Linked DNA regions of Mus musculus: region 1 is linked to region 2. Evidence: chromatin loops called from intact Hi-C (ENCODE). Cell type or tissue: gastrocnemius. All regions are shown on one strand. Each heading gives the region's core, and the rest is flanking DNA. Links, peaks and the distances in the headings are about the cores only.

The links. Hi-C counts contacts between places; a loop is a spot of excess contacts. Peaks named below come from ENCODE experiments on the same cell type or tissue, not always from the same donor. Only the 100,000 strongest peaks of a DNase experiment are listed, where the experiment ranks them.
Region 1: it touches region 2 in a loop (5-fold over the local background); 15 of 42 quality-filtered maps call a loop at or near these places.

The regions. Positions count from the first base shown.
Region 1 is chr10:127,951,452-127,962,830 of GRCm38, forward strand. Gm40805 (a long non-coding RNA gene) reads right to left here and starts at 1,064. Exons shown (of 5, transcript XR_872186.1): 1 at 983-1,064. Gm23996 (a small nucleolar RNA gene) reads right to left here and starts at 1,724; the gene lies at 1,594-1,724. It also overlaps the pseudogene Gm47949. In gastrocnemius, for the core only: CTCF peaks have their summits at 2,556 (motif pointing left) and 4,821 (motif pointing right); a DNase peak (open chromatin) is centred at 4,844.
Region 2 is chr10:128,179,219-128,190,597 of GRCm38, forward strand. It overlaps a transcript of Rbms2 not described here and the pseudogene Gm4556. Among named protein-coding and RNA genes, the nearest start is that of Rbms2, 8.3 kb to the left of the region's middle. In gastrocnemius, for the core only: CTCF peaks have their summits at 6,967 (motif pointing left) and 9,496 (motif pointing left); DNase peaks (open chromatin) are centred at 6,966 and 9,492; H3K27ac peaks cover 2,071 bases.

The DNA of each region.
Region 1 (11,379 bases), core at 1,014-9,013, 230 kb before region 2:
TGAAATTGCAGTGGCTTTGTGCCTGTGCTGCTTGCTTTGTGGCTGTGGGTAGACAGCACTGGCTGCTGATCTACACGTGCGTTCTGTGACATGCGTGCGTACCTGTTCAGTCCTACCTATCCTGTACCTGAACCCACTTGTTATCTGAACAAATCCTGTTTGCCTAAGCCACTTTGGACTCGATTTTGTCAGTCACAAACAAAGCTGGATCCAGGAGAAGAGGGTTCTCTTTAGTCACTATGGCCTTTCCTAGAACGGAGGGTAAACATTGAAGTGTGTGTTCTTTTTCCTTTGGGAAGGTACATATACACATGAAATTATTATTTTTTTAAGTTTGTGTGTGTGTGTGTGAAGGGTATGCATGGCCAGGTGTGTGAATAGAGGTCAGAGGACCTCTTTTGAGAGTTCTTGCTGAAACAGATCCCTCTTGTTGTTTCTATCTCTGTACTGTGTACTCCAGACTTGCTGACACCATTGTAGGCGAGTCTCTGGACTCTACATCCCATCACCCCCATGGGACTGCTAAGTGTGCCCTTCCCCCAACCGTAGATGGGCTAAATCAGACCTTGTTTTGCCACAGTCGGCTTAGCCCACCAAGGGTGGAGTCTTCCGACCTAGGTGAAGTCTATTGTCCTGCCACATCTACAGCTTCCTGCAAGAAGCCACTGCCTGCTAAGCAGCTGAGCTTGCTTTCCTTACAAAGTGACAAGATCCTGGAAAAGTAGGGGATGGGTTCCCCCTCCCCTCTTTAAATTCAGACTTAAGAACTAAACATTGGGCCTTGATCAGAAACTCTGTCTTGGTCTCATTCCTCTCTTGTCCATCCTTCCCATTCATCCCCAGCTCTCCTTTCAGGAGCCCAGTTCTCCATGGCTCTTACAGGAGCACAGAGTCTGACATTTATCCAGGACAGCACAGTTGGGGATATGTTTGCCACCCCCGCCCCACCACAACCATCCAGAATGAGCCGCATCTCACTTACTTTGTCGTCTTAGGCACTGGTGCTGTGAAGAGATACCATGACTGAGGCAACTCTTATAAAAGAGACCACTTAATTGAGGGCTGGCTTACAGTTTCAGAGATTTAGTCCATTATCATCAAGGCAGAACACATGGTGACGTGCAAGCAGACACTGGAACAGTAGCTGAGAATATACAGCCTGAGCAGTAAGCAGAGAAAGAGACTCTGGGCTTGGCAAGGACTTTTGAAACCTCAAAGCCCACCCCAGTGACACACTTCCTCCAATAAGGCCATGCCTCCTCATCTTTCTAATCCTTCCAAATAGTAGTCACTCCCTGGTGGCTAGCATTCAGATATATGAGCGTCTAGGGGCCATTCCTATTCAAACCACCACACTTGTCTTCTAATTCATCTGCATTAATTTGGTTAAACCTATTTCTCTGAGATGTGGCTCTTCTAGTGACAGGGAACTTGAACTTGGTTCTGGGCAAGGCTTCAATCACCCCCTTACTTTGCAATTTGAGGCATTTGGACATGATGATATAGCAGTTATGAGCTCTGGGGCTTCCCAAAAGCACCCTACACACCTGTCTAAGTTTGGGGCATCCTTGAGATCCTGAAAAGCCATCAAAAAACTGGACCAAGTGTCTTATGGTAACTCACCCATGTAACTGGCAGTATACATCCAAGAGAAGCTACTGTTTATGGCTTTTGCGTACCAGGTTCCAATGAAAAAGGAAGCTAGTCAGTTTACTTGGCTGCAGAAGGAACTTCTAGCTTTCTGTGTCATGTTCCAATTTTATTATTAAAAGATTTATTTATTTATTTTATGTATGTGAGTACACTATAGCTGTCTTCAGACACACCAGAAGAGGGCATCGGATCCCCTTACAGATGGTTGTGAGCCACCATGTGGTTTCTGGGAATTGAACTCAGGACCTCTGAAAGAGCAAACAGTGCTCTTAACCTCTGAGCCATCTCTCCAGCCCCATGTTCCAATTTTAAACATAATTTTAAAATATTGTTTCAAATTAGTAATAAAAAAAACTTTCTCTCTCTCTCTCTCTCTCTCTCTCTCTCTCTGTGTGTGTGTGTGTGTGTGTGTGTGTGTGTGTCATGGCATATATATGAAGGTCAGAAGGTGATGTTTCTCTCTCCTCACTGTGGGCTCCAGGGATTGAACTCAGGTCATCAGGATTATGCAGCAATTGCTGTTACCTGCTTAGTCATCTCACTGGCCTATAATCATGTATTTATGCAAAGTGTGGCGGTGTGTATCCAATCCCGGCAGCCAGGCCGTTGAAACATCTCCAGGGCAATGCCTATCTGGGCTTACAGTGAGTTAAAAGCCAGTTTGAACTGCATGGAGAGATGGCTGCCTCCAGAGCAGCAATAAAGGAAACACATAACTTTATAATCTGAATCAAAGAATTTTAAGAGAAAATATAACTTTTAAGAAATGACAGTAAAGGGGGCAGGAGAGATGGCTCAGCGGTTAAGAGCACTGACTGCTCTTCCAGAGGTCCTGAGTTCAATTCCCAGCAACCACATGATGGCTCACAACCATCTGTAATGGGATCTGATGCCCTCTTCTGGTGAGTATGAAGATAGCAGCAGTGTACTCAAATAAATAAAATAAATAAATCTTAAAAAGAAAGAAAGAAATGACAGTAAGAACATGCCCCCCCACTCCCACCCTGATCCCCGTCCAGTGTTAGAAGCCACTTCTTTCACACACCCACGCTTGGACGATCCTCCCTCTCTGTACTCAAAATGTGTGAATTGTGTGTCATATGATTTTTGTCTTTCTGGTCCCTGTTAATTGGGCCAGAAATAAAGACAGCCAAAGCCCACAGGTTTCTTTACCCTGACCGGTAAGGCCTGGGTCCCAGAAACCTGACTGGAAGGTTAAAGGAACAAAGACAGACAGACACTGAAGGGATCAAGCTAGGCGCAACATAGAGATGTGTGTATGGAACCCTGGGGTTGAGTGGGCTGTACTTGGATGGAGGCGAACAGCTTCAAAGCAGCAACTGAAACTTCAGGCTTTCACCGCACACAACATGGAAAGGAGGACTTAGCTCAGATGCTGTCTTTCGGCAGCAGCCACGGGCTTTAGACATCGGGACTAGAGGAGGCTTTGCCATTTCTCTGAGCCTGACCCTTGCATTCCCATGGGTCCAAGGCCTTGGTCTTAACCCGAGTCAGATGATGGACATTCATTCAGGACCTGTTTGGGTTGAGGCAGGTAGCATAATTGAAAGTGTCAGCCCCTGCTGTGTATAGTGAAAGACCTGTAATTCCAGCCTCTCGGTGGTTTAAGCAGGACGGCCACGCCAGGAGTTCAAGACCAACCTGAGCAAAATAGTGACACCTTGCCTTAAAAATAAGCAAAGACGAAGACCTCCACTGTTACGGTTTGATTGTGAAATGGCTCCCACCCCAGTTCATGTCCTTGAACACTTGCTGTTTGGGAGATTGCAGAAACCCTCTGCTGAGCCTTACTGGGGTGTGAGCCTTACAGCTCTACTCTACTGCCCAGATGTGAGCATGTCCCACTGCTGTGGGCTGCCCACCACGACGGACTGTACTCTCTCAATCTGTAAGTCAGGCTGACATGCTCCTCCATTCGCTCCTGTTTTGTTTATTTGTTATCATAAAGAAGACTTTCAAATAGCCCAAGTTTCTCTTGAACTCATAATATCCATGTCTGACCTTGATCTGAACTCCTGCTGAGGTTACAGGCTCGCACCACCACACCCAGCTCTTAAGTTGCTTTTATCTGGTATATTCTGTCAGAGCCAAGAGTAACGAATACACCCAATCAGCTGCCAATGTGAAGGTGACTCACAGGGTGGGCCCAAGAGGCTGCAGGTGAGTAAAACAAGGACAGAAAGGCAGGGTTGAGAGCAGAGATCCTTGGAACCTGAGCCTATCTCCCTGGCTGGATATACAAGTTGCTTTGGCTTGGAGAGTTCTTTTTAACCTTCTGTTCTTCGACCTTTCCCTGGCTTTGAACTGGAACTATGTTCATAAGTACAGTCCTAAAGACACACCTCTACTATGGTCTGAGAACACATAATTCTTTTGTTTAACCTCACAGAAGGAGTTAGGTTGTGTCCAGATTTCTCTCCACTCTGACTATAAGATGGAACTGGGATTTTGGTGTTGATGGGATATAGATAAGATTTGCATGCACTAAGCCAATTCTGTACTGGAATGCTACTTCAACAAGTTGCATGAGAGTAAATGGGTCTGCTGTGTTCCATGGGTGCAAAATTTACAGCGATGAGAAACAGGCCGGTCGTTGTATAGGTGTAGGTGGGTGGGGGAGTGACTTAGAGACATGGATGGGAAAGCATGGAAAGATGATGAAACTGTATCTTGGTGCTGATGGTAATTACACCTGTTGGTGTGTTCAAATCCATAGGGTATACACCAACAGTTCATTGTAATGAATGATAACGTAAATATTTGAAAGGAAATGAAAAGGATAGAGAGCTTCGTTAATTCAACTTCAAAAGTCCTATTATTTGTGACAATGAATATGGACTCTTGTCTCCAGAAGGAAAGTGAGATCTGGGTCCTGATTTTATTGCTTCTGCCAGGCTCAGCAGTGAGATTCTGGCTATATAGCCCTCGGCTTTCCGAGAGTTAACCTTGATTTTATTCATTTTGTGAATTCTGTTGTATGACTGAGTGTTTCCTGGGGATGTCAGCTCATAGTACATATCACATTTCATAATATAAAGTTTTCCCGGAGGTTCATAGAAAGCAATTAAAATAAATATATATATATATATACCGGGTTACCAACCACACATTCTCTGGGATGAGGAGGAGCTGTTCTGTTGGTGTGCCCACTAGGTGGCAGTGTGGAGTAAAGTAGGGCAGGGATCTCAAAGAAGGTGGAAATTCTTGATCCAAAACCTGCTCAAGGACCAGTTGGCTTCTCACACCCATGGCTTGTTAAGCCACAGAGCTGTGCGGAGTCCCCTGTTGTGGAACACTGCGGTCCAGGAGTGGCACACCTGAACCCGAAGCAGCCTTGAGCACCCTTAGGAGACCTTCCCAAAGCTAGGCCTGCTGAACATCCCTTCAGAGGAGTGAAGAGGGTCACCATCCCCTCACCTGAGCTGCCAGCCACTCAGTTCCTCCTACCCCACCACCCCAGGCCCAGGTGTATGTAATCTTGATGCTCGAGGTTCCGGGAGAGGTGCGGGGGAGGGGATGCTAGCGGTACAGGAGGTGAACTCGGTGTAGCAGCAACTTTTGCGAGTCATCGCTTACACTGGTGCTGGCTTTGGACACAATGGCAAGAGTCACTCGCGCTCCCACAAGTGCCCCTGCACTCACGTTTCTGTAGGAAACCCCAATAAACTCACTGGCTAACTTTCGTTGCTTGTGTAGTTCCTGCGACAAAATACCTCTACAGGCAACTAAAGGAAGCCGTTGCAGCTCACCCATTCAGGGAACACGACACATCAGGACAGGGAAGTGTTAGAAGACAGCTGTTCACCCTGTATGAGAATGGTGAATGATAAATTCTTGGACTCAGCTCATTTTATCCCTCCCCCCCCCCACACACACACACACATTCACGCACCTCTTGAGAGAAAAGCATATTTATTTACTATCAAGGTCACTTTCTCCTTACCGGTACAGATGTTAGAGGTCTGGAATTTGACACCAGAAGATGGGAGTTGCTCAAAGGACAATGCCCATGCACAGCCTAGGTATTGAGGACTTGTTTCCCTCTGTTTAGAGCCTGTGAGACCCAAAGTCACTATGAAGGGGGATAGTCTCGGCCTTGTGCACGCCGAGGTAGGAGAGGCCATCCAGGCAGGGGACTAATTATTATTATTATTAGTTTGTCATTAGTCTTAGCAATTTGTGTAGACATTTGCTCCAGAAGATTGCTAAACACGGTTACAGAGTCAGCCTCTGAAGTAGGCATAGTTAGGGAGGAACTCGGATGTGGATCACCGGAAGAATGAGCTTGGAAGAGTTGACATGTTCTTATGGGAACCCTGTGTAGGTATTTATGAAAAGGTATTTACCTAAGAAGCAAGCTTGGTTTCACGCTTACCCGCCTTCACACCTGACAATGTCATCTCTTGCTCCCTTGTGTGCTCTGACTCCACCACAGTCCCACTATGCCCATCTGCCTTGATCACTTTGAATAGGTACTCTTTCAGACTTACCAAATCCAGATTGTGAGCGCCTTCTCGTCTACTTACTATCTTCATCTTGCATCTACTAGATTTAATTGTCAAGACTCCAGAAAGAGAGCTCGGAAGTTGTCACATTCAGTAAAGTGCTCACTTTGAAAGTTTGATCCCCAGAAGACACTTTTTAAGAAGGCAGGGTATACAAGCCTGGCCTGGTGGCACACACCTTTAATCCTAGCACTGGGGATTAGCAGAGACAGGAGGATCTCTGTCAGTTCAAGGCAAGCCTGGTCTACAAAGAGAATTCCAGGAGAGACAGCTACACAGAGAAGCCAACCCTACCCCAAAGACAGACAGGAAGAGAGAAAGACAGAAAGAAAGAAAGAAAGAAAGAAAGAAAGAAAGAAAGAAAGAAAGAGAGAGAGAGAGAGAGAGAGAGAGAGAGAGAGAGAAAGAAAGAAAGAAAGAAAGAAAGAAAGAAAGAAAGAAAGAAAGAAAGAAAGAAAGAGGAGGAGGGTGGAAGAAGGAAGGAAGGAAAGAAGGGAGAAAAGAAGGAAGGAATCCTGGGTATTTGTGGTCCCAGGTCCCAGAACTGATGAGGCAGAGACAGGAGGATCTCTCAACTCCCTGGCCAGCCAGTCTAGCCCATTTAATGAGTTCCAGACCAATGAAAGACTCTGTCTCTAAAAATGATAGTGTCTGAGGTATGGTATCTAAAGTTGCTCTTTGCCATCCCCACCCCCACCCCCCCCAGGCCACACACACATACTCACCACAGGAGACAGAAGACCATGCTCACAAGACTCCAGTAAAAGATGACTTTTTTCAATGTAACTTTTTAAAATGGATTATTTAAGGGACCAGAAACTTTTGAGAAATGTAATTGAAAAATAAACGCCAGCCGGGCGTGGTGGCTCACGCCTTTAATCCCAGCACTTGGGAGGCAGAGGCAGGCGGATTTCTGAGTTCAAGGCCAGCTTGGTCTAAAGAGTGAGTTCCAGGACAGCCAGGGCTACACAGAGAAACCCTGTCTCGAAAAAGAAAGAAAGAGAGAGAGAGAGAGAGAGAGAGAGAGAGAAAAGGAAAGAGAAAAAGAAAAAGAAAAAGAAAAAGAAAAAGAAAAAGAAAAGAAAAAAACGCCTTTAATCCCAGCACTTGAAGCCAGCCTGGTCTACAGAGTGAGTTCCAGGCCAGCCAGAGCTACACAGAAAAACCCTGACCCCCCCCCCAAAAAAAAAGAGAAAAGACAACAAAAATCACATTCCACCTGAAACTCCCTATTTTAGACTTATCTTAACCAAAGAGTATTCAGCAAAATCCTCATGTCTTAGTAAAAAAATGATATGAAGGAAACAGTGAGCCGAAACACTCATCTTTAAGATGTCATCTAGAAGAGGCACACAGTAGATAGATTTTCATTCTTCAAGCCTGAAATCTTTAAAAACTGGTTTGGTTTGGTTTGGTTTGGTTTGGTTTGGTTTGGTTTGGTTTGGTTTGGTTTGGTTTGGTTTGGTTTGGTTTGGCTTGGCTTGCTTTGCTTTGCTTTGCTTTGCTTTGCTTTGCTTTGCTTTGCTTTGCTTTGCTTTGCTTTGCTTTGCTTTGCTTTGCTTTGCTTTTTTGAGATGGGTAATGTCCCCTTCCAGGGGTTCATGGGTAAGCTTGCGGCTAGCTTGAGCAGGTGTCGTAAGCAGCTGCAGTAGGTTCAAGGACTATGAGTTTATTGAGGGACATACAAACACACACACACACGTGGGCGCATTAAGGGAAGGACCTCCACCAAATGTCCCTGTCTGGGACTGAGAGGTCAAGGGCTGCAAGGACAGAACCTGACATTGCACACTTGGCTCTGGAAGCTCTCCTCCCTCCTCCTGTACCATCTCGCTCCACCTCGCTCTCTACTGGCAGAGCATAGTATGGCATCATAATCGGTGTACAGAGCAGGCTTTGAGGAATAACTTGGAGAAGCCCTGGGTTGGTGTTGACACACTTGGTAAACTGCCCCAACACCATTTCATAAGGTCTCATTCTCCCTGCAGTGATCTGAAACACTGTCCTTTTATTTCATATATTTGTGGTCCTGAGACAGGATAGACAGGAAAAATTAAGGGGACACAGGAAAAGAGCCACACCTCCTTCTGGGATCTAGTTTGTCTTTCTTCCTCTCTTTCTTCCTCTCTTTCTTTCTTCCTTTCTTTCTTTCTTTCTTTCTCTCTTTCTTTCTTTCTTTCTTTTAAGATTTTTTTAAGAAGTGCCCAAGTGAAGACACCTCAGTCCCACTTGGAAGAGAGAAAAAAGCAATCACAAATGGAAAGGGAGGGAAGAACCTGGGAGGGAAAGTGGATGGGGTTGGGAGTAGGGAGGAGAGGGGAACCTGACCTGGTATTAGGTGAGGGGAAAGGACTGAAGCCCTGAGGGCCAGCAGAAAGAATATAAACAGGGCAACCTCAGGAAATAGGAAGTTGAGGGAACCCCCCCCCCAGAGTGCACCAGAGACCTGGGAGGTGAGAGACTCCCAGGACTCAAAGGAAAGGACCTTAGATGAAATGCCAGAAAGTAGGGAGAGGGAACTTATAGAGCCCACCTCCAGCAGAAAGACAGGACATCAAATGAAGGATGGGGTTACCATACCACAGTCACATCTCTGACCCATAATTGTTCCTGTCTGAAAAAATTGCAGGGATGGAAATAGAGAGGAGCCTGAGGAAAAGAAGGTCTAGCTACAGGCCCAAAGTGGGATCCAGCTCAAGGGGAGGTCCCAAGGCCTGACACTATTAATGAGGCTATGGAGTGCTCACAAAAAGGAATCTATCAAGACTGCCCTCCAAAAGACCCAATAAGCAGCTGAAAGAGTCAGATGCAGATATTTGCACCCAACCAAACCAACGGACAGAGCAGCTGACCCCTGTTGAATTAGGGAAGGCTGAAAGAAGCTGAGAAGGGCAATCCTGTAGGAGGACCAGCAGTCTCAATTAATCTGGAGCCCCAAGATCTCTCAGACACTGGACCACCAAACAGACAGCATACACCAGCTGATATGAGGCCCCCAACACATATACAGTAGAGGACTGCCGGTTCTGTGTTCATTCAGAGATGATGCACCTAACCCTCTAGAGACTGGAGGCCCCAGGGAGTTTAGAAGTTAGATGAGGTGGGGAGGGGGGCGTCCATGTGGAAATGAGGTGGAGTAGGGAGGAGGTGTGGGAGGGTGGATGGGGGTGGTCGGGTGTGAGCGCCCAACTCGCCAACAAAACAGACGCCACAACAGGATCCTTCTGCACACGTTTATTGGGAGACCTTGATTGCAGAGGCAAAAAGACCTGGAGCCCAGAATTGGTGCTGCTTATATAGGCCTACGAGAGGCGTGTCTCACACCCGGATTGGTTATGCATTCTACCTCATTTGCATGTCTCACATCTGATTGGTTATACTCTCAGTACCTCACAGAACCTCATTTACATGTCTCTCATCCGATTGGTTATACTCTCAGTACCTCACAGAACCTCATTATCATGCCCGGGCCAGGCAGTGACTTGGCAAAAAACTTTACTGCATATGTACACATTGGTTGTTTACCCAACCTTATGTGTGGTGATCAGCAGTTGCCAGCGCCTTGTAATGGCATATGTGGCTTCCCACATCTGGGGAATGGAATATCAAGTGTAAAAAAAATAAATTAAAAATAAAATAAAAATTTTTTAAAGATTTTCTTATTTATTTATGTGAGTACACTATCACTGTCTTTAAACACACCAGAAGAAGGCATCAGATCCCATTACAGATGGTTGTGAGCCACCATGTCGTTGTTGGGAATCCTCTTGAAGAGCTGTCAGTGCTCTTAACCGCTGAGCCATCTCTCCATTCCTAGTTTCTGTTTCTTGCTGGCTGAGAAATAGTGTTCATTTTCCTGAAGACATCTCAAAAGAAGGTGTAAAAGACAGCAGATGGGTCAGACAAGCCTGGCAGCCCAGGAGCCATGGCGTCTTACTTTGATGAGCACGACTTCGAGCCGTTGAACCCTGAGCGTGAAGCTCGCAACAATTATGTTGCTGTAACTCTCGAGAAGAGTGCACAGGGCTTGGAGCTGGGCCCCGGGCAGCAGATCTCAAGTGCCCCATGTGGTGTGCCTTTTGGAATTTGAGGAGGAGGAGACTGCGATTAAGATGCCCTGCCATCATCTCCTCCATTCCAACTGCATTCTGCCCTGGCTAAGTAAGACAACTTCCTGCCCTCTGTGCTGCCTTGAGGTGCCCGCTGATGATGACAGTTATGAAGAGCACAAGAAAGACAAGGCTTGCAGGCAGCAGCAGCAGCACCGCCTGGAGAACCTCCGTGGAGCCATGTACACCTGAGGTGAAAGGAAATAAAACTTGAGACGTGATTCATGTAATTTATGTCAAATAACCCAAAGAGTTGATTGTGAGCTTTGAAACCTGGGGCTGAGAACATAGCAGAACAAGCCAGGACATGCCCAGGCAGGCCTGTAGTTACATGTCCTGACTGGCCTAGTGCCTCCCTATCTCCCGCCCTTCTGACAGTCTGTTGATGTTTAAATGGACCAATCATGTGAAACCGTGCCAATTCCTCCCCAGCCCCACCCCTTTTCTATAAAAGTCCCTAGCTTCCAAGCCTCGGGGTCGAAACCACTGTCTCCTGTGTGAGATATTTCAAACCGGAGCTCTGCCATTATGGCTCCACCATGTGGTCAACACCTCTGTCTCCTGCGGAAGATATGTGTCGGCCCGGAGCTCTGTCATTAAACTACCTCATGCTTTTACATCAAGGTGGTCGTCTGTTCGTGATTCTTGGGTGCACGCCGAACGAGAATTGAGTGGGGCTTTCCCCACTAGGTTCTTTCATTGGCAGCCGCCAGGGCTGAGCACTCGGCCTCTGTGATACCTTCCCTTTGCACTTTGAATCATTAAAGGTTTTTTTTTTTTTTTTTTTTTTTACCCAACCTGCAGCTGCACAGCTCACCAGCTAAATAAACCAGGGGCTCCGACCTGAATCCTCTACCCTGCTGCTAGCCAGAAAGATGTCAAAGGTGTCAAATGTCAGAAGGTGCCAGGCTGCACTTCCCTCTGCCAGCCTCTAGACTCTGGGTGGTGGGGCCCTGGAACGAACAACCAGGGCTTGGGTCTGAGTGTTCTTTAGAAATCAAACTGTGTCAGAGCCTGGCACTTTGTAGCTATTTAAAAATGGATAAATTAACTTGCACCACCCCCCTCCAGAAATCTCTAGTTAACCTTGG
Region 2 (11,379 bases), core at 2,169-10,168:
AGAGACACAGTCCCACACTTCCAGCATATACTTCATCCTCTTTTTTAACAGTTAATGTGTTTAACCGTTTATGAGTATTGTGTGCCACATGTGTTCCTGGTGGTAAGAGCTAACTACTTCACATGTCTGAAACCTTTTTTAAAAAATTATATTTATTTATTTGGTTTTTCCAAGACAGGGTTTCTCTGTGTAGGAACACGGGTAAGAAGTCTGAAGTGGGCATCAGACTCCCTAAAACTGGAGTCACAGATGCTGGTGAGCTACCGTGTGGGTGCTAAGAATAAAGTCTGGGTCCTCATAGCTCTTAACCACTAAATCAACTCTCCAGTCTTGTTTGGTACGTTTTTTTTTTTTTTTCAAACAGGGTCTCATGTAGCCCCGGCTGGCTGGCTGGCTGGCATTGATTTCCACCTAACCAAGAAAAAAAAAAAAAACAAACCCTGAACTCCTAACCTTCATGCTGCTCTCCTGAGTGATAAGTTTCCTGCATCATCTTGCCCAGCTGTTGGACTTTTTAATCTATTATTTCTTAGCCCTTAAGACCCATGAAGCTTAAACAAGGATAAAAACTCACCAGGTGTGGAATTTATGGCCAAGCCAAATGACGTTCACAGAGTCCTCTCTGAGCTGTCAAACAGACAAATCGTAACTCTTTAAAAAGCATGTTTCACAAAGAAAGAAGAGTATAACTTAAGTATCAAGAATCTCACACAGCTGCAGTAACACTCACCTCCAATATGCCCTCCAAGGAGGAGTTGGAACAGGAAAAGAAAACTTACAAGTGATACCAAAGAAGCCTATCCATCCACCTAGAACAGGGAGGGAGACTGAATGCCTTCAGAGCCCCTCCTCAGGCCTCCCACTGCTGCCACACACATTCTCCAGAAGTAAATTAACTCCGTCTTTGTCACAACAGACCTCAAGCCCAGACTCTCTCTAAAACAAAGCTCTGCTCTCTGTTTTTCCTGCGGCTGCTTTGCTGTGATAACGAAACAGACAGTGCCGGCATGCTGCAGAATAAATACGTGCACGGCTACCACCCCCAATTCCTAACTTTCATTTCCAACAGGACAGGAAGTGCCTGCTCAACTCAAGGGACACAGGAAGGGTGGGAACAGCCTCAGTGTGGAAATTGCAACTGAGAATGGATATGGGAGCCCAATACAGTAAATAAGTAAATAGCATCTCTCAGGGAGACCGAATTTTTCAGGAACTTCCTTTTCTATCCTCAGAAGTTTTCATTCATAATATCCCAACTCCTTCTTGTTTTAGAACAGTCATCCTAATGGATATAAGAAAGAGGGTTTCTTTCTCTTATATCTCATATATATGGATATATGAGACAGGGTTTCTCTGTATAGCCCTGGCTGTCCTGGAACTCACTTTGTAGACCAGGCTGGCCTCGAACTCAGAAATGCCTCTGCCTCCGGAGTGCTGGGATTAAAGGTGTGCGCCACCCCCACCCCCCAGCTTCCTTTAAACATTTATTGTTTGTGATGAAAACATTAAACTTTTTTTCTTTCCAGAGGCAAGATTTTGTTAACATTCTAGTCCAGTCCCTCAACTCACAAGCTAACTGACACTAAGAAAACTAACTAGTTCACACGTCAGAAAAATTTTTTAAATTATATATATATATACTATTTTTTAAGACAGAATTTCTCTGTGTAGCCCTGGCCATCTTGGAACTAGCTTTATAGACCAGGCTAGCCTGAATCCAGAGATTCACCTACCTTGGCCTCCCAATCCTGGGATCAGAGGTATGCACCACCACTGCCTGGCTTTTTTATTTATTTGTGTGTTTGTGTGTACATATTCAAATTCCATAGTTTGTTTGTAATCACAGAAGAACTCTCAAGAGTTGTCACTGGCTGGGCTGGGCGTAGTGGCACATGCCCTTAATCCCAGCACTTGGGAGGCAGAGGCAGGCAGATTTCTGAGATTGAGGCCAGCCTGGTCTACAAAGTGAGTTCCAGGACAGCCAGGGCTATACAGAGAAACCCTGACTTGGGGGGGTGGGGGAGTTGTCACTGTAGAATTGGGAGCAGAACGCCCATGGAGGGAGTTGCAGAGACGAAGTTTGGAGCTGAGATGAAGGGGTGGACGGTATAGAGACTGCCATATGCGGGGATCCATCCCATAATCAGCCTCCAAATGCTGACACCATTGCATACACTAGCGGGATTTTGCTGAAAGGACCCTGATATAGCTGTCTCTTGTGAGACTATGCTGGGGCCTGGCAAACACAGAAGTGGATGCTCACAGTCAGCTATTGGATGGATCACAGGGCCCCCCAATGGAGGAGCTAGAGAGAGTACCCAAGGAGCTGAGGGGATCTGTAACCCTATGGGTGGAACAACAATATGAACTAACCAGTGCCCCCCAGAGATCGTGTCTCTAGCTGCATATGAATCAGAGGATGGCCTGGTCAGCCATCAGTGGAAAGAGAGGCCCATTGGTTCGTGCAGACTTTATATGCCTCAGTACAGGGGAACACCAGGGCCAGGAAGTGGGAGTGGGTGGGTGGGGGAGTGGGGGGGGGGAGAGTGGAGGGTACTTTTGGGATAGCATTGAAGATGTGAATGAAGAAAGTACCTAATTAAAAAAGAAAAAAAAAAAAGAGTTGTCACTGGTTTCCTCCAGCCACCTGTGGGAGGGGAGACTGGACTCAGGTCCCCAGGCCAATGCACCTCTACCTGCTAAGCTATTTTACCAGCCTTCATTTGAGATAGTCCCTTGTATCACTTCTCCACCTTTTGGCTAAGATCAAGTGTAGCAATAGTCCCTTGTATAAGGGCCGGGCCTTTTCTCCTTTGTAAAATGGAGTAAACAATTACCTATTTCCTGTACGTGTAAGTGAAACAAACTGAAGCAACAAGTAAGCAACCATAAGAAGTTCTGGAGCTCAGAGAAAGCTTCCACATCAGCCCATTATGATTAGTTACTGTCTCCCAGGCTGTATCCTTTTGAGTACCATGTAACCAACATTTGAAGACCTTAAGTGAACACTGCCAAAAACTAGCATCTTAGTTACATCCAAAGCTATACTATGGGCTGGCAAGATGGCTCAGCTGGAAAGATACTTGTTGCACAATCCTGAAAACCTGGGTTCAAAACCTGGAATCCACAGAAAGAAGAACCAACTCTTCAGAGTTGTCCTTTGGTCTGCATGCACACGTCATAGCACATGTTGGTCTGAGTGCACACACACACCAAATGATGATAAACATAAACTAATACTAAGATCATCCTAGGACTCCTGGGACTTCCTCCCCTACCTTTTTTTTTTTTCTTTATATTTTGTGTATGTGAGTACACAGTCACTGTCTTCAGACACACCAGAAGAGGGCATCGGATCTCATTACAAATGGTTGTGAGCTACCATGTGCTTGCTGGGAATTGAACTCAGGACCTCTGGAGGAGCAGTCTTAACCTCTGAGCCATCTCTCCAGCCCCCCTACCCTACTTTTTTATCTCTTTAGATGGTGGCTCAAATCCTAAGCAAGATTCCTCCTCCCTGTGGACTTTCTCGGTTTTTCTCTGATGACTCTCCCCACAATGCAGCTGCTCCCGGACCTTCACTGATAGATCTGCCTGCTTTCTTAGATCCTAACTTACAAGACATAACTTTTTTCTTCCTCTCTCCACCTCCCTTCTCCCAATCTCTGCCAAGACCCATAGCCTGTTGCCCTCCTGTTTTCCTCTCAAATACTGATAAAATGGAGCTGGAGCTTCAAAAGAGAAACAAAGATTAAAACAGGAATGATGACACACATGTGTAAACTCAGCACTCGGGAGGTAGAAGCAGGAGGATCAGAGGTTCAAGAGTATCCTCTGCTTGCTACATGGTGAACTTCAGACCAAAGGCTACTGAAATGTCTCAGGAAAAGGAGGAGAGACAGCAGTTAAATCCTGAGATGCATAAGAGCCGTCCTTCCCCCTAGATACACTGCTCGCTTTTATAGTCTGTCCAATACGCTTAGAGCCACAAAAGTAAAGTGATCCAGTTGTACAAACTGATATAAAAGTTAGGTCAAAGGGCATAAGCAACACTTGCTGGAAGCTGCAGTTCTGGTGAATTACATACACATTTTTACATTGCTGGATGTCAAACCCAAATCCAACATTGAGCATCTACCTGTGAGCTTCATCCTAGTAGATTTTTATACTTTTAAAAGGAGGTATAGAGTTTTGTGGAGGAGATGGGGAAGAGAGCAGGGTTCTGTGGCTCTGCTGGAGAAGTACAGGAGAGGAAGAAGACTTCCGACCCTCTGGCATGTGTGTTCTGACTCCTTCCTGTCTCTCTTTATATTGCTCTTGTTTTCCAACATTTAATCAGTTTCTAATTCTTAGTTCTCATGAGCCCAGCACTAGGGTTCTTTCTTTATTGTTTTCTTTTGCTTGTTTTTCCTTGTGAGGGTTTCTCACTACGTTGCTTAGTCTGGTTCCCAGCTCAGACTCCTAATTACCCTCCAAGAAAGTAGAATTGTAGGCAGTACCACTATGTCCAGGCTAAGGGTTGTTTTGAAGAGGGGAGTAGAAATTGTTTGTGATAACTTTTTTTCTTTTTTCTTTTTGTTTTGTTTTGTTGTTGTTGTTGTTTTTTGAGATAGGGTTTCTTCTCTGTGTAGCCCTGGCTGTCCTGGAAATCACTTTGTAGACCAGGCTGGCCTCAAACTCAGAAATCCTTCTGCCTCTGCCTCCAGAGAGCTGGGATTAAAGGCATGCACCACTACACCCAGCTCTTGTGATAACTTTTAAGAAAAGAGAATTTATCCCACCTGATTCAGTATAGCCGAATTTGTAATTTTTCTAGAACATGCACTGAAAAAAAAAAAAGTATTCTTACTGGGTGTGGAAGCACACACACTCCCAGCTCTTGGGAGGCAGAGGCAGGCAGATCTATGTTGAATATGAATAAGGCTAGCCTGGTCTACATAGTGAGTTCCAAGACTTCCAGGGCTAAAAAGAGAGACACTGCCTCAATAAAACAAACAAACAAAAAACAACCACAAAAGGTGCTTTTTGTTATTTTGTTTTGTTTGTTTGTTTCTTGTGACTATGTGCCTGCCAAAACTAGAAGAGGGGGTTGAATCTCCCCTGCAGCTGGAGTAACAAGCAGCTGTATGATGTCAGGTATGGGCGCTGGAAATCATACTCGGGTCCTCTGGAAAAACAGCAAGCACTCTTAGCCTCTGAGTCATCATCATCTTTCCAGCACATTTTCTTTTTTTAAATACAAAGTCTCACAAATTTGCCCAAACTGGCCTGGAGGTCATTTTGTGAAGAATGTAACACTGCAGTGGGTGTGGTTGCACATGCCTGGAATCCCAGCCCTTGGGATACAGAAGCAAAAGGGCTCAGGGCTGGAGAACAGTCTACTAGTCTACTAGTCTACTAGTCTACTAGTCTACTAGTCTAAAGTCTCTGAGGCCAGCCTAAGCTACATTACAGACACACACACACACAGACACACACAGAGACACAGACACACACACACACAGAGACACACACACACAGAAGCACACACACACAGACACACACACACACAGACACACACACACACAGACACCCACCCGCCCACACACACACACACACTCCTTACTGTGTGTAACAACACTCATGAATGTTCCCGCTATTTAGGAAGCTGAAGCATGTGCTCTGCTGGGCCTCACAGCAAGATTCTATTTCAAAACAAAAAATAGGGGCTGGAGAGATGGCTCAGCAGTTAAGAGCACTGATTGCTCTTCCGAATGGTCCTGAGTTCAAATCCCAGCAACCACATGGTGGCTCACAACCATCTGTAAAGAGATCTGATGCCTTCTTCTGGTGTGTCTGAAAACAGCTATACTGTGCTGTTAATAAATAATAAATAAATAAATCTTTTAAAAAAACAATAAAAATTAAAATACACTTTTAATAATAAATAAATAAATCTTTAAAAAAACAATAAAAATTAAAATACACTTTTAAATAAGAATCACGAGTAAAGCTGGGCAGTGGTGGCGCACGCCTTTAATCCCAGCATTTGGAAGGCAGAGGTGGGCGGATTTCTGAGTTCGAGGCCAGCCTGATCTACAGAGTGAGTTCCAGGACTGCCAGGCCTACCCTGTCTTGAAAAAACAAACAAACAAAGAATCACAAGTAAAAGATTTGGAGCTGGACGGACCGCATCTGTTTGAGAAGATGTCTGTGATTCTATGATGTCACTATTGGCCCCTCGGGATCAGGGTGGAGAACAGAGATTAATGGATTACCTGCAGATGTGCTGGACTCTAGCCAGATACAGGCCATCATGTGTGCTTGAAAGTCAGAAGGCTGACCAGCATGCTAGTGAAGGTCTGGATAGGCTTCAGAAACCAGGAAATAAACCTCATCAAAGCCAAGGACACTCACCTCCAGTATACTCCCATCTACAATTTAAAAAAAGCTCCTCCCTCTGATGAACGTGTCTGCCTCAAGTACTCTGTAATGGAAATGATCTAAAAAGTTGAATTTATCTCCTTGTAAAGAGTTATGAAAAGGAAGGTTAGGGGGCTGGAGAGATGACTCAGCGGTTAAGAACACTGACTCTTCAAGAGGTCCTGAGTCCAGTTCCCAGCAACCACATGGTGACTCACAACCATTTGTAGTGGGGTCCAATGCACTCTTCTGGTGTGTCTGAAGACAGCAACAGTGTACTCATATAAAATAAATAAATAAATAAATAAATAAATAAATCTTAAAGAGAGAGAGAGAGAGAGAGAGAGAGAGAGAGAGAGAGACAGGTACTCAGAAGAGCGGATGTGGAATAGTGACCTGGGAAAAGGCATGTGTTCTGTGTCAGAGCCCAGACTGACCTCTGACTCATGTTCATCTTGTGTCTGGAGAAGAGTGCTTGTTGGCACAGGGAATTGGAGTTTAGGTTACCAGCATGTAAATGCACCACCACCTGTAATCTGCAGAGTCTAGCACCCTCTACTGGCCCCCATGGGTACTGCATAAAAGTGGTGCATGTCCATGCAGGCAAACCAAAACTTCCTTAGCTTCCAGACTTAGTTTCCAGACCACTGGGACCACAGGTGTATGCATGCATCCATGCCAGCTAGGAATCTATATTTTTCTGACTCTCCGTTCCTTTTTTTTTAAAGATTTATTTATTTATTTTATGTATATGAGTACACTGTAGCTGTACAGGTGGTTATGAGCCTTCATGTGGGTTTGTTGGGAATTGAATTCAGGACCTCTGCTTGCTCTGGTCAGCCCCACTCACTCCAGCCAAAAGATTTATTTATTATTATAAATAAGTACACTGTAGCTGTCTTCAGACACACCAGAAAAGGGCGTCAGATCTCATTACGGGTGGTTGTGAGCCACCATGTGGTTGCTAGGATTTGAATTCAGGACCTTCAGAAGAGCAGTCAGTGCTCTTACCTACCAAGCCTTCTCACCAGCCCCTAACTCTCGATTCTATCCTATTTTCTTATGACAGGCATGGCCTCAGAATAGCTTTGAAGGATGGATCTTGAACTCTGACCCTGCCTCTCTGGCCCAAATGCAGGCATTCCAGGAATGAGATACCACACACACTCACTGACTTGTTTGTTTGTGTTTGTGTTTATTTTTGTTTTGTTGTTGTTGTTGTTGTTGTTGTTTGTTTTTTGTTTTTTGAGACAGCGTTTCTCTGTGTAGCCCTGGCTGTCCTAGAACTCACTTTGTAGATCAGGCTGGCTTCAAACTCAGAAATTCACCTGCCTCTGCCTCCTGAGTGCTGGGATTAAAGGTGTGCACCACCATGCCCCGCACTGACTTTTAAGAGGTTCATACCCACCTCTTTCTTACATTGAATCTTGTTTTGTAACTTTCTGAGAGAATGTCTCACTGTATAGCAAGGCTGGGATAGGATTCAGTCTCTCCCCTCACCCTCTTCAGAACTCAGATTATCTGTGACAAACACAGGAACTTGGGAAAGCAAAGGACTTAGCGGGTTTGCCCTTCCATGTCACAGTCCCTCATTATGGACTGAAGCAGAGAGTAGATGCGGCTTACTGTACTCTTTGGCTTGTTCCACTAGATTTTCCTACAGCCCAGGCCCATCTGCCTAGGGATAGTAACGCCCACAGTGGGGTGTGTCCTCCTTTATCAATTAGCAATCCAATGATGCCTCCAAAGACTTGCTAACAGGTCAGCCTCTTCAACAAAAGTTCTCTCCCCTTCTCCAGGTGCATTTGCATCACAGACCCCTACACCTAGCTTGGAACTAATTGTTTTTCAGTCTGAAGAGCAAATCCAGGGCTTCTTGCTTGCTAGAGGAGTACTCCAACGCTGGATACGCCCCAGCCCCACTCTTATCTCTTGCTCCCAGACTGTGAACACCAGTGAAGTAGGAACTATACTTTTGTCAGTATTTTTTGTTTTGTTTTGTTTTAATGTTTATTTATTTGTTTTATGTATATGAGTACACTGTAGCTGTCTCCAGACACACCAGAAGAGGGCATCAGATCTCATTACAGATGGTTGTGAGCCATCATGTGGTTGCTGGGATTTGAACTCAGGACCTCTGGAAGAAGAATAGTCGATGCTCTTAACCATTGAGCCATCTCTCCAGCCCCTGTTTTGTTTTGTTTTAAGACAGGGATTCTCTTATAACCCTAGCTTTTTGTTTGTTTGTTTCGAGACAGGGTTTCTCTGTGTAGCCCTGGCTGTCCGGGAACTCACTTTGTAGACCAGGCTGGCCTTGAACTCAGAAATCCACCTGCCTCTGCCTCCCAAGTGCTGGGATTAAAGGCATGCGCCACCACTGCCTGGTGCTTTTTTTTTTTTTTTTTTTTTTAAGATTTATTATTTGTCATTTATATGAGTACACTATCTCTCTTCAGACACACCAGAAGAGGGCATCAGATTCCTTTACAGATGGTTGTGAGCCACCATGTGGTTGCTGGGAATTGAACTCAGGACCTCTGGAAGAGCAGTCAGTGCTCTTAACCCCCGAGCCATCTCTCCAGCCCTATCTTGGCTTTCTATTGCTGTGATAAAACACCATTACCAAAGCAACAATGGTGGGAAAGGATTTATTATAACTTATATGCCCCATCATGAACGGAAGTCAGCTTCTCAAATGTTGTGAAGCAGGGGCCAGGGAGAAATGCAGCTTACTGGCTTGTACAGTCTGCTTTCTCATACAAACCAGGATCTTCTGCAAAGGGGTAGGGCCACCTACTTTGGGATGGGCCCTCCCATGTCAATTAGGGAAATCCCCCTCCTCCCCCATTGCCCTACAGACTTGCCTGCAGGCTATTCTGACCGAGGCTTTTTTTTTCAAGTGAGATTCCCTTTCTCCAAATAACTCCAGCTTATGTCAAGCTGGAAAACAACAACAACAACAACCAGAACACTATCCAAATATAATTTAGATTCAAGAATGCTTGCTGACAGGATATAATTTTCATGCTTTTTAGACTGTCTCCATGGGAAAGGGAACCTCAGAGAATACTAGGAGAAACACTGCCATCTGCTGGGCAGAACAGGTCATGCTGCCTTTAGGAACCTGTCTAAGAGCAGAAGTTGGATTTATTTTTATTTTTATTTTTATTTTTATTTTTATTTTTATTTTTTGGGGGTGAGTATATGTGTGAGTGCATGTGTGAGTATATGTGTGAGTGTGTGAGTATATGTGTGAGTGTGTGAGTGTATGTGTGAGTATATGTGTGAGTGTGTGAGTGTATGTGTGAGTATATGTGTGAGTGTATGTGTGAGTATATGTGTTAGTGTGTGAGTGTATGTGTGAGTATATGTGTGAGTGTGTGAGTATATGTGTGAGTATATGAGTGTATGTGTGAGTATATGTGTGAGTGTGTGAGTGTATGTGTGAGTATATGTATGAGTGTATGTGTAGTATATGTGTGAGTGTATGTGTGAGTATATGTGTTAGTGTGTGAGTGTATGTGTGAGTATATGTGTGAGTGTGTGAGTATATGTGTGAGTATATGAGTGTATGTGTGAGTATATGTGTGAGTGTGTGAGTGTATGTGTGAGTATATGTATGAGTGTATGTGTAGTATATGTGTGAGTGTATGTGTGAGTATATGTGTGAGTATGTGTGTGAGTGTATGTGTGAGTATATGTGTAAATATATGTGTGAGTTAGAGGACTATACTGTGGGGCCCCCTTTCTCTTTACATAGGTCCCAGGGATCAAACTCGGGCTGCCAGATTCAGACATAAATAGCAAACGCTCTACCCATTGAGCCATCTCAGTTTGTTCTGATGCTGAGGTTTGAAGTGGAGCTCACTGTGTGGTAGAGGCTGGCTTTGAACTGTTCATCCCTCAGTCTCTACCTCAAAAGATTAAAATGCACCTGGGGCTACTTCTAGAGGCAAGTCTTTGCCCAGTCAGCTCCCATTTAAAGGGGAAATACAAAAAGCAGAAACTCACTACTGGTTATATGAAAAGCTAACTCAGAGAAACAGGGATGGAAAGGCAGCTAATAGCTTCTGGGTAACAATTTGAAACCCTCTAACCTGTGGCAGTTTTCTCTTGAACAGATCTAAAAGCTTCAAAAAAAATAACAGTTTCCCCATGAAGTAAGCATAAGCCTGTTGTGTATTTAACCCCAATTAAGGGCTGAGACGATGGTCCGGTGCATAAGGTTCTGGCCATGCAAACTTAAGGAACTGAGTTCAAATCCCCAGCACCCACACAAAAAACTGGGAATCTGTAACTCCAGTATCAAGCTGAGGTGTTGCCGCCTGTCCAGTCTAGCTGAATCTGCTAGGTCCAGGTTCAGTGAGAGATCCTCACTCAGAAAATAAGATGGGGAGGTGGTGGTGGTGGTGGTGGTGTTGGCTGGAGAGATGGCTCAGTGGCCAAGAGCACTTGCTGCTCTTGCAGAGGACCCAGGTTCAGTTCCCAGCACCCACATAGCAGTTCACAATCATATGTAACTCTGGTCACCTCTCTGGTCTCCAGAGGCCCCAGGTGCGTACACACACATTCACACACACACACACACACACACACACACACACACACACACACACACACACACGTAAAACACTATACAGACAAGAGGGGAAAGCCAGGCTTGGTGGCACACACCTTTAATACCAGCACTTAGAAGGCACAGGAAGGTGGATCTCTGTGAGTTCCAGGCCAGCCTGGGTTACAAAATGAGACCCTATCTCAAAAACAAAAAAAAAAAAAAAAAACCACCAACAACAAAAACAACTTTAAAAAACATACTGGGGGAGTGGGGGGCTGGAGAGATGGCTCAGCGGTTAAGAGCACTGACTGCTTTTCCTCTTCCGGGGACAGTGATTAGAGGCACTCAGGATGGTCCAGCGTTTGACAAACTCTCGTAGGCTTTCCTACAACACAGCCTCTAACAAAACTAGGCTGTCT